2 separate regions of the Homo sapiens genome follow, and region 1 is linked to region 2. Evidence: chromatin contacts called from ENCODE Hi-C or POLR2A ChIA-PET data. All regions are on one chromosome and are shown on one strand. Each heading gives the region's core, a stretch centred on a gene start or an enhancer-like site at or near the end of the contact. The rest is flanking DNA. Distances are from core to core; before and after follow the strand shown.

Region 1 (5,191 bases), core at 2,223-4,722, 250 kb before region 2:
CCAGACCACTTGGCTCCCTGGCTTCAGTCCCCTTTCCAGGGGAGTGTCTCACTGGCATTCCAGGCACCACTGGGGTATGAAAAAAAAACTCCTGTGACTAGCTTGGTGTCTGCCAAATGGCCACCCAGTTTTGTGCTGTAAACTCAGGGCCCTGGTGGTACAGGGTGTAGGTACTGGAGGGAATCTCCTGGTCTGCAGGTTGTGAAGAACGTGGGAAAAGTGCAGTATCTGGGCCTGAGTGCATGGTACAGTCCCTAATGGCTTTACTTGGCTAGGAGAGGCAGTTCCCCAACCCCTTGCACTTTCCCGGTGAGGTGATGCCCCACCCTGCTTCTGTTCCCCCAACTTTGACTGCACCCACTGTCCAACCAGTCCCAATGAGATGACTCAGGTACCTAAGCTGGAAATGCAGAAATCACCCACCTTCTGCATCGATCTCAGTGGGAGCTGCAGACCGGAGCTGTTCCTATTTGGCCATCTTGCCAGCAAAAATACCATGATTTCTTTCTTATCTGAAAATGACATTATTTCGTCCTCATTCTGGTTGAATATTATTTCCTCTTAACATTTTAAGGTTTTTATTTCCCTGTCTTCTCACTTGCTTCATTATTGACGGGTTAGATTTTGTTTAATTTTCATTCATTTGTAGTTCATCTGTCTTTTCATTTTGGTTGCATTTTTCTCTTTGATTTTGGTGTTCCATAATTTCATAAAGTATTTAGGTATAGATTTATTTTTATTTATATTGCTCAGAATTTACTGAACTTCATGATTTTGAACATTTTTGTCTATAATCAATTCTGAAACAGTCTCAAATATTCTCCCTTTGAGCATTACCTCTCCCCCATTCTCTTTTTCTGTCACTGATTTCAATACATTGACTCTCATTCCTATTCTTTTTCATGTTTTCCATTTCTTTATCTCTCTGTGCTGTACTCAGCTTTATTACCTTGTATTCCAGTTCATCATTCTCTTTCTATTAGATATGGCTAATTGCTTGTTTGTCTTTCACACTGAATTTTTAATTTTATGACTATTATTTATTATATGCAGAAGTTCTATTCGGTTTTTAAAAAATCTACCTGCTTTTTGCTGGGTGCAGTGCCATGTGCCTATAGTCCCCGCTATTTGAAAGGCTGAGGTAGGAGGATCACTTAAGCCCAGAGTTTCAGGCTATAGTGCACCATGATTGTGCCTATGGATAGCCACTGTACTCCAGTCTGGGCAACATAGTAAGACTCTCTCTCAAAACAAAAACAAAAATGAAAACAAAAACTATCTGCATTTTCATAGAGTATTGGCTTCGTTATATCTTTTTCTAATCATTTTAAAAAATACTTAAAGTGTCTACAAACAATTTTCATCTTATGAAGTCTTGGGTATATAATTCTTCTGTTTCTTAGCAGCTGATTTTTGCTGTTAGTGGATTCTTTCACAAAACGTTCTGTAGTTTTGGATTGTGAGCTTTCTTTAGTGCAGTTTTATATGTGTGAACTCTGCACAGCCTAGGTTGAGTGCACAGTCCCCTAAAGAATTTTATATTAATTTCAACCAGGTGCCCCAAGAATATCACTGGCCAGGGACATATTCTCACATTAAACTTTGAGCTTGTGGATTCCCAGATCATGAGGTCAGGGTAATTTTGCACTCTAAATTTGTGTAATATAACTAGGAATTCTCAAGGAAGAACTCCTATCCCCCATACCACAGTCTAAATGGAGAAGAGTTGGCATCCTACCAATCTCCCTGTGCTGAAGGAAGATTTCTATTTTTATTTTATTGTCTGGATTTACCCTTTTAGTAAAAATGTAGCTCTTCAAGAGTCTTGGGCTTATTTGTGAAGTCTCTGTTCTATCCTCCCCACCCTTGGCAGGCTCTTTTCTGATCCCTTTATGGCTTAAGAGCCTAAGCCCCCAGGTTACCAAGACTGACAACCTCCCTCCAGGTAGCTATAGCGTCAGCTTATGTACTTATATCTCTGCTTTTCAGTTCTCTTTTTCAAAGCAGAGGAGGGGTTGCAGAGGGTGTCTGGACATTTCCCTTACTTTCCTACCAGCTTAGGTATTCATTTACAATAAAGGTCGTCAAATTTCACCAAGAATTTTTAAATGTTTTGTCTTGTGTGTGTATGTGTACACATGTATATAGGGGAATGGGGCAGCGTTTAGATAATTTATTTTGCCACATAGAATACCTTCATGTTCTTAAGCATATAAATCTTGCCATGTTTGTTAATTTTTTGAATAAGCAATATGTTTATATGATATCAATAGGTATACATTGTGATGTTTCACTCACCTGCCTTTATGTATCTGTTTTCCATTTCCCCCCACCCTTTCTTGCCATATTTTTTTAATAGTCAGTGGGGTTTTTGATTTGGGTTCGAATTCACCGTGTATTTTTAAATATACAAGTATTCACGGTGCAGCCTGGTTCGTTTATGAAATGTTAGAGGCTGGGATTATCTGGGGAGAGTAATGTCCAGACAAATATATTAAAATGACCAGTGAAATTGTGATGGATCAAAGAGCACCATTATATTCCTTGTGATTTTTGAAACCTACATGCATGTTTGTACTAAACGAAATGCTTTTACTAAGCATTTGTTTATTTAATCCAGAAATCTTTGTTGAGTATGCTAGGCAGTGGGGGTACAAAACTGAGTAAGTGAGCATTCTTGAGGAGATAAACAAGAAGTTAGCTTTAGCAATGGTACATTTTGCTAGGGGCAAGTGGGATTTTGCTAGGGGCAAGTGGGATTTTGCTAGGGGCAAGTGGAGTGGGAAGAACACAGGGGAAAGCATTACCCAGCTACTAGTCAAAATGAGTTGTACTGTGAGTAATAAAGAAAAAGATGATAAAATGACAAGATTATATGTTTGCTTTATCCTTAAGATGGCGCTGTAAACTCACAATTCCTTCGTAGAAAAAGAATACATAAAAATCACCATATTTATCTGAAATTTCACTGAAACCTTATAAACTGGAATGGCTTCTGTGTGTCTGAGACTGTTGTAGGTGCTCATATTATTCTCGTTTAATCTTTGCAGCAACCTAAGAAGCAGGAATAAGTCTTTGCCCCATTTTGCAGACTAAGAAAAGGAGTCAGAGAGGGTGTAAATGACTTGCCTTCAGTCACGTAGCTTGTAAGTGGCAGACCCGAGATTTAAACAGACAGCATAAATCCAGAAACAGGGTCCTTAATCACTGTGCCATATTACCTCTTTATAGTAATCCATATGTTGAAAATGCAGTGTCATTAGAATTATTAGTTACAAAAACTCAGGGTTTTTTTTTTTTTTTTTTCCAGTTCTGGTTAAATCACACAAGTCCCTGGCATGAGACCAAGAAGTCACAGAGCCCAGGTCTTAGCCCTCAGAGTGTGAGAGAAGACATGAAGGCATCAGGGACACTGTGCGAGTGGGCACTGCTGCTTTCCACTGCTCTCCCTAGACTGCAGCCAGGAGGCTGCCTCTGCCCTGCCAGGTCAGATTCCCCCAAGAGGCCCTCCCATAGCACCCTGGGCATATGGCCGTTTTGTACTTAGCACTCCGAACTGTGTTGACTGGTTTCTCTCTCTCTCCCTCACTAATCTGTGAGCATTTTTGTAACCTCCATGCTCCGTACAATGCCTGGAGCATAGATTTCTCAAGAAATCTTTGTTGAACCTTTTCTTCCTCCATATTAAACCAGACCTTGCATCACAGGCACTATTTTCTCAGTATTCAGTCCTTCACTCCCTTCTATACACAAATAATCTCCATCCTAGACAGGAAATTATAGGAGAGAAGGCAATCTGTGTGAGAAAGCAATTTCTATTTGAAGCACTTGTGTGTTTAGGTGCTGCTGAGAATTGCAATAAAAGCCAACACTGGGCTTAAATTGTTAAGCAGTATCTGTTAGCTAGCATTTCTTCTCCCTGGGCATTTCTAAACCTGAGAAACCTATAATGTGCTTACTGTCCTTCCATGTATTCATCCATGTGAAATATAGTTAAAATGAAGGTGAAATATAGTTGAAATGAATGCCAAAGGCAACTTGGAAAGGGAAAAGAAGCATCAAACAATCGAATTTTGTCGAAGAAGCATAAATGAGGGAAGGGGAGTTAAGCAGCTCACTTTCCACCTCCTTTTTTTCTCTTAGATTAACTTCAGGTTGTTTCTTAGCAACAACTGGTAAGAATTACCTCCTTTTCTGCTCTAAGCCAATATCCAGTACCCCAACCCCCACCCTCTTTTCCCCCAATTTCCAAAGTTGGCATCCCTAGTAGGATTCCCAGTTTAGCAACCTTAGAGGCAATTTTGGTAGCCAATAAATCCTGTTGAAAGAGGGAAACTTGGAATCTTTGCCTAGAGTGTAAATTGACATTGAGGATGGAGCTGGTAGGAGAGCTGGCACGTTCAGGAGGTGACCTTGTAAGGATAAAAACACAGCTGTGTCAGCGAAACAGACTCTTTGAACAATGTCTGAAAATAGTATTCAACAAATGTTAGCTGTGATTATTACTATGGATTTATGTTACCAGCAAGGAGGCTGGTGAATGACTTTATTCACTCACCACATATTATAACCCCCTTACTAGGTACCAGATACTGTGTTGAGTCCTGAATATGCAATCTTCACTCCTTAATTCAGCAAATACAGTAATTCAGCAAATAACAGTATTTTTATTATAGAAAAATATTTAATTTGTATTCTTGTAGTTTGAGACAGTATCGCAAAGTCCGTTTTCAGTCAAGCTTATATGATTGGGAAAAAATATTACCTCCACAGGGTCCTGCCTGAAATTTAACATCATCAATGGCAATATCACTTCTTATTGATAGCTCTGGACAGGAATAATGCTTTGGAGGAATTATGATGCCTAGCCTAGTACGCAGCTGAATAGGTCAACATCTTGAAATCTTCCTTCCCCAATGTTTCAGCTCTGTTTAGGGATTTCCTCCACTATAGGCAGTTAATCATAAATAGAAAGAATTTCATTTGCAAAATTTTGTTTTATTATAAAATTTTATTTTCTCCATAAACTTCAGAATATTTATTTTGTGTAGCTGAGAATTTTTTGTTTTCTTTGCATTCAGAAAGATAATGCTCTTAATAGATTAATTTATGAGTTTGGACACTCTTGAGTGGGAAACCCTCCCAACTTCAAGAAAACAATGGACTTTTGGCTAAAGTAGTAAAGAGGTAT
Region 2 (5,754 bases), core at 1,443-3,942:
CACTCTGTGCAGCTGTTCCTTCCTTTCTCTAGTTTTTACTGCCTGCTCATTCCAGGTTTGAATTGTAATCATAGCCACTGTTAGCGTTCATTGAGCACTACAATGTGCCAGGAACTGTTCTAAGCACTTCATATATATATTTTATTTATTTATTTATTTATTTATTTTGAGATGGAGTTTCGCTCTTGTTGCCCAGGCTGGAGTACAATGGTGCAATCTCAGCTCACCACAACCTCTGCCTCCTGGGTTCAAGCAATTCTTCTGCCTCAGCCTCCCAAGTAGCTAGGATTACAGGCCTGCGCCACCACTCCTGGCTAATTTTGTATTTTTAGTAGAGACAGGTTTTCTCCATGTTGGTCAGGCTGGTCTTGAACTCCTGACCTCGGGTGATCCACCTGCCTTGGCCTCCCAAAGTGCTAGGATTACAGGCATGAGTCACTGTACCTGGCCCCACTTCATATATATTTAATGTATTTAATCCTCCTCACAACTTAATAAGGTAGATAATATTATTATCCACATTTTACAGATGAGAAAACAGAGGCACAGAGAGGTAAAGAATCATGCCCAAAGTTAAATGCCCAGGAAATTGAAGACCAGCATTCTGTCCCAGTCCTGGTTTCAGATCCTAAACACTTATCCACCCAGTCCACGACTTTCCATTGCATTGCCTCCATAACATTTAAAATCTCAGATCTATCCTCCAAAGTACAACTCTCATCCACTCTCTCATCCCACTTATGAGTGCTTGGAACCTCTGTGTTGTCTAAGAGGTAAGGCTCACAATCTTTAGACTGGGAATTCAAGAGCCTAGCCTTACCATCTGCCTCTGCCCATCCTGCCAATATGGTTTTCTCACATATTCTCCAATAAGAGCCCTCTCTTCTCACCAGTAGGTCTGTTCATTGGCCCTGGAAGACATCCTGCGTGTTTATATCTCCTGGACCCATAATCGCAGATATGGCTTCCAGCACCCGTCAGATTACACCATGTTGTGTACTGAACAAAACTGGGCATCAACTCCAGCAGCAGGCGGACCAGGGCAGATCTGAAGGCCTGGCTTCCAAAAATGCAACCCAAGGTTAAATTGTAGTTAGACTACACTCTTCCTAATTCAAATGCCATTCATCATCAACTAAAATTGCCAAGTATAGTTTTGTTCCGAAATCAGAATTCCTGTCATTCTATGCTGCTATACAGTACTGTTGCAATTTTATTTTAACCTAATGCCAAACTTTGCATAAGTCCCTTTTCAACTTTACCTTACTAGCTTCTGTCCATTTTTCTCCAACCTGGGAAGATCTTTAAAATACTAATTCATTTTACTCACATAATAACATGGTCTTATCCACAAATCTAATAAAGATATTATTTACCTAGCCATCTATGTTGTTTAATTAAAAGTATCTTAATAGTATTTTGCCAAAGATAGCAGGGAAGACTACTTTTTTCTCAAAATGGCTGTGATGCATTAAATCAACAGCCATATAAATTGTTGATGATCCAGCCTATGTTTGTTTATCTTGCCTGCATAATTATCATAGGATGTTTTATTTAAAGATTTGTTAAATTTTTTATTTGCAGGATACAGATATATTCCTGATAATAAGCCTAATGACTTTAAACCCAAGTCACCTTATTTGGAGATAATTCTTGGTTTATCTACACGTGTTTCTGGTGATTATCTACTTTTCTAAGTGCTTGAAAACCACCCACTTGTTTAGTAATCTAATCAAAAATTTTACTGGCAATTTAATACTAAGTTTGTGCTTACTATAACACCCCTTCTAAAATTAGAAGGTGCCCAGCTCCATCTTGGGTGCCTTCCCTCTTTGCAATCATTTTCCACTTGAGCCCAGGAATTTGAGACCAGCCTGGGCAACATGGCGAAACCTCATCTCTACAAAAGATACAAGTGTCAACTTATCTACAATTAGCCTTTGGGATGCTGCGTCTGCACAGATTTGTGTCACTCAGCCATGAATGACACATGTTACACTCAGCCTTCACTACGTGTGGCTTTCCTCCCAGATTCTGTTTCTGTTCTTTCTTTAATTTTTTCTTTTTTCTTTTTTCTTTTTTCTTTTTTTTTTTTTTTTTGAGACGGAGTTTTGCTCTTGTTGCCCAGGCTGGAGTGCGGTGGCATGATCTCGGCTCACCGCAACCTCTGCCTCCTGGATTCAAGCGATTCTCCTGCCTCAGCCTCCCGAGTAGCTGGGATTACAGGCATGCACCACCACGCCTGGCTAATTTTGTATTTTTAGTAGAGACAGGGTTTCTCCATGTTGGTCAGGCTGGTCTCTAACTCCTGACCTCAGGTGGTCCTCCCGCCTCATTCTCCCAAAGTGCTGGGATTACAGGCATGAGCCATCAAGCCGGCTGTTTCTGTTCCTTCTAAATCTGGGTTTGGTTGTACCCTAAACACACTCAGTTTCTTTAATGTTTCCTCAGTGAACTTCTCATTAGAATAACCCAAGATTACAGAGTAGGCATTTCTTTTCTAAAGCTACTTATCCTTCTTAAGTGATAGTCCCTTTTAGAAACTGACTATGGGCTCACTTCGCCTTTCTTAGACTAAAAAAAAAAAAAAAAAAATCCAATGGATGTGTCTGAACATGCCCATTTGTCCGTTTCTCTGCTATTACAAATTCCAAGGTGAATCAGTCATTTCCTCCCATGCTTCCCATACCTTCTGTTTCACCAACTGGCCTTTCCTTTTGGTCAGAATTAAGTGGAAGCTCGATTCCCTTTGTCCTCTAATCAGCTGTTCCACTTTTAGCAGTAGGAGCCTCCCAGCAGATGTTTGGAGAGTTTAAAGTCATGATATCACCGCATCACTATTATAGGACCAAACAGTCCTCACCCCTCCTCACTTCTCTGTGTCTTTTCATCTCTGCACACATGCTGCCATGCACAATTCTGGAGTTTTCCACCTGGCACTTTGTTAATATCTAGTGTTCAAGTTGAGTGGGAGGGCTGGGGCTGAGAAAGCTTAGAGCACCAGCTAGACATGGATCTAGAGATGTGTCAGTAAGTGGGGTCCAAACCAACCTTCAGGTCCTGGAAGTACATGAGTAAAGGACAAACCCTCTGACTTAGTTTAGGGGAACCATGTAGTTTCAGGGACCTAAACTGCACTCCAGCTCTGGCAGTAGAGCATGTGGCCGAGATTATGGCAACCATGACATTTGCTCCATAACCACAGTGATTAGTTCAGCAGTGAGCGCATAACTTCAGTCAGACTACTTAGAGAAAACCTCAGGACTCCTGCTGGGGATGTTGGGAGGGAGCTTCTCTTGCCTCTGAGGAGAACAGGAAGCCCATAGAGCTGCTTGTAGCCATCTTAGGACCACAAGAAAATTTCGTTTTAGATGAAGTCGACACCATGGAAGGGGAAACAAAAAAATGAAAGCAATCAGGTTCTTGATAACATCATTGAGCTATAAAACCAAGGGTTCCCTTTGGCCGGCCTTCCTTTGGATTTTCAGTTCCTCTTAATATGAAGCCCATATGAGTTGGGGTTCCTATTCAAAATATGTCCTTCCATTCCATAACCAGATCCAAAGTTCTGTTTCACCAAGTTGCAACAACAACCATGAGACTGGGTTAAAATACTAAATTTATTCATTTTTTAAAATTACCATTACTCTGTTTATTAAACCCAAGCCAAAAAAAGTCATTTTTGTTTGTTTTATTTTTAATAAAAAGAGACTTGGGAAAATGTATCATTTGGAAAATGTCAATAAAGAGAGACAAAGTTGCAAGATATACAGGATTGTTAAAGGAGCAGGTGTCAGGAACTAGCCATGACTACAGGGATTTGGGCTGAGATAAAAAGAAGACACAGAATTTTCCAAGAAATAGGGTTCAAAAAAGAAGGATGAGGTAACCTACGTCAGGGATGGAGGAATCCGATGAGTTCTCACTGATGTGAAAGACAGGGTGGGAAGGCCAAGAGGCCACCCATTTGCGGGCTGGTGGGAGCAGGGCCATGACTGGCTTGGTGTTCAGAATTGATAGGATGTTAGGTGAGTCAGAAAAGGACTGAAAGACTAAGAGAATAAAGAATGACTGGACGCTGAGAGGTGATGCAGGGAGAGAAGGTGAGTCTGGCAAAACTGAAGGAGTGGAAAGGTGGAGGCAACACCCTGTGATCAGAGTCGGCTCTGAGCTCCAGCCACTTAAGGACATGTTCATCTTCTGCTCCCTGCTTTGCCTCTATGAACACTACAATAAGTATGATGAATTATTCTCTCCAAATGCTGTATTTCCCTAATATGATCCCCCTACGCCCTTGTTTCCATGGCCTCTGTCTCAGTCTTAGGCACAAACATGTCATACCTGGGCAGTGGGTGGCAGAAACTGGATCATTTAGTCAAATGTTGATGGTATATGTGAAGTTTCATCCCCCTTCCCCTGCCCCAGCCACGTACATGAACATCCCTTCAGTCCTACAACCTCCACAAGAAAAAGCCTATAAAACATCTGAAGAAGCTTTATGGTTCTCTTCCCTCCCAATTCCATGTTACTCCATGGTAGGAAAAGCAACTTGTACAAACCTCAAAGGGCCACAGAGATTATCTACACCACTTCTCTACCTTTGAAATCGGTGAAACTGAGGCCCAGAGAAATACAGATACTCACACAGTCAGCTAGTGGTCAAGCTGGCATGAACACTGCAGTGCCCTGAGCTGTAGCCCAGCATCTGTCTCTCCACACAATGAGGGCCTCTTCATCTTTGGAATTCTCACCTCTTTTTACATCAAACAAAACTTGGCTTAAGACCCATGATTTGCCGGGTGTGGTGGCTCACGCCTGTAATCCCAGCACTTTGGGAGGCCGAGGTGGGTGGCTCGCCTAAGGTCAGGAGTTCGAGACAAGCCTGACCTCGGGGTCTCAAATAGAGACCCCGTCTCTACTAAAAATACAAAAACTAGCTAGGTGTGGTGGTGGGCACCTGTAATCCCAGCTACTCAGGAGGCTGAGGCAGGAGAATCGCTTGAACCCGGGAGGCAGAGGTTGGAGTGAGCTGAGATCACGCCATTGCACTCCAGCCTGGGCAACAAGAGTGAAACTCTGCCTCAAAAGACAACAACAACGACAACAAAAAACCCTCATTTATATCAAAATCCATCCTTGTTTCAACATGATTCCTGTGTTTGGGGTGTGTCGGAGGTCGGCGGTGGGGGGTGTATTTCAGTCTCTCTCCCCACTAGAGTAGAAGTCTCTCCAGGCATAAACCACCTCCCTGCCTCTCGCACTTCTCTGTCCATTTAAATCAGTCCAGTTCCATACCCCACCCTGGGACTATAAGTCCTGAAGAGACAGGGACTGTCTTACTAATCTTTTTGTCCTTGGGTCCTAGGAGAGTACCTGGCACACAGTAAGCGCTCAGTAAAAGCTTATCTGATAAAAACAGCTCTGTGTCCCAGCACAGGGGCTCGTGCCTATAATCCCAGCACTTTGGGAGGCCGAGGTGGGTGGATCACCTGAGGTCAGGAGTTCGAGACTAGCCTGGCCAACATGGTGAAACCCCAACTCTACTAAAAATACAAAAAATTAGCCAGGCGTGGTGGCAGATGCCTGTAATCCCAGCTACTAGGGAGGCTGAGGCAGGAGAATCACTTGAACCTGGGAGGTGGAGGTTACAGTGAGCCGAGATTGCACCATTGCACTCCAGCCTGGGAAACAAGAGCGAAACTCTGTACCAAAAAAAAAAAAAAAGAAAAGAAAAAGGAAAAAAGAAAGAAAACA

The links. Hi-C counts contacts between places; a loop is a spot of excess contacts on that map. ChIA-PET counts read pairs that join two places held with the same protein, here RNA polymerase II (POLR2A). Pooled maps may share reads with other maps.
Region 1: a map of left cardiac atrium shows a loop between it and region 2 (11-fold over the local background). The contact joins two enhancer-like sites. A Hi-C loop is called at or near these places in 52 of 168 maps with a recorded cell type or tissue (A673, Calu3, HAP-1 and 28 more), 10 of 37 single-sample maps with no recorded cell type and 43 of 50 pooled maps. POLR2A ChIA-PET finds 5 or more read pairs at or near these places in 2 of 52 experiments (WTC11 and activated T-cell).

The regions. Positions count from the first base shown.
Region 1 is chr9:70,227,509-70,232,699 of GRCh38, reverse strand. SMC5-DT (SMC5 divergent transcript) reads left to right here. Exons shown (of 4, transcript NR_039990.1): 3 at 3,311-3,486. Among named protein-coding and RNA genes, the nearest start is that of SMC5-DT, 29 kb to the left of the region's middle. Within about 2 kb of position 3,472, at least 6 of the 41 ENCODE cell types and tissues checked have a DNase peak (open chromatin) inside an H3K27ac peak, as active enhancers do.
Region 2 is chr9:69,973,334-69,979,087 of GRCh38, reverse strand. No RefSeq gene overlaps it. Among named protein-coding and RNA genes, the nearest start is that of MAMDC2, 68 kb to the left of the region's middle. Within about 2 kb of position 2,692, at least 5 of the 41 ENCODE cell types and tissues checked have a DNase peak (open chromatin) inside an H3K27ac peak, as active enhancers do.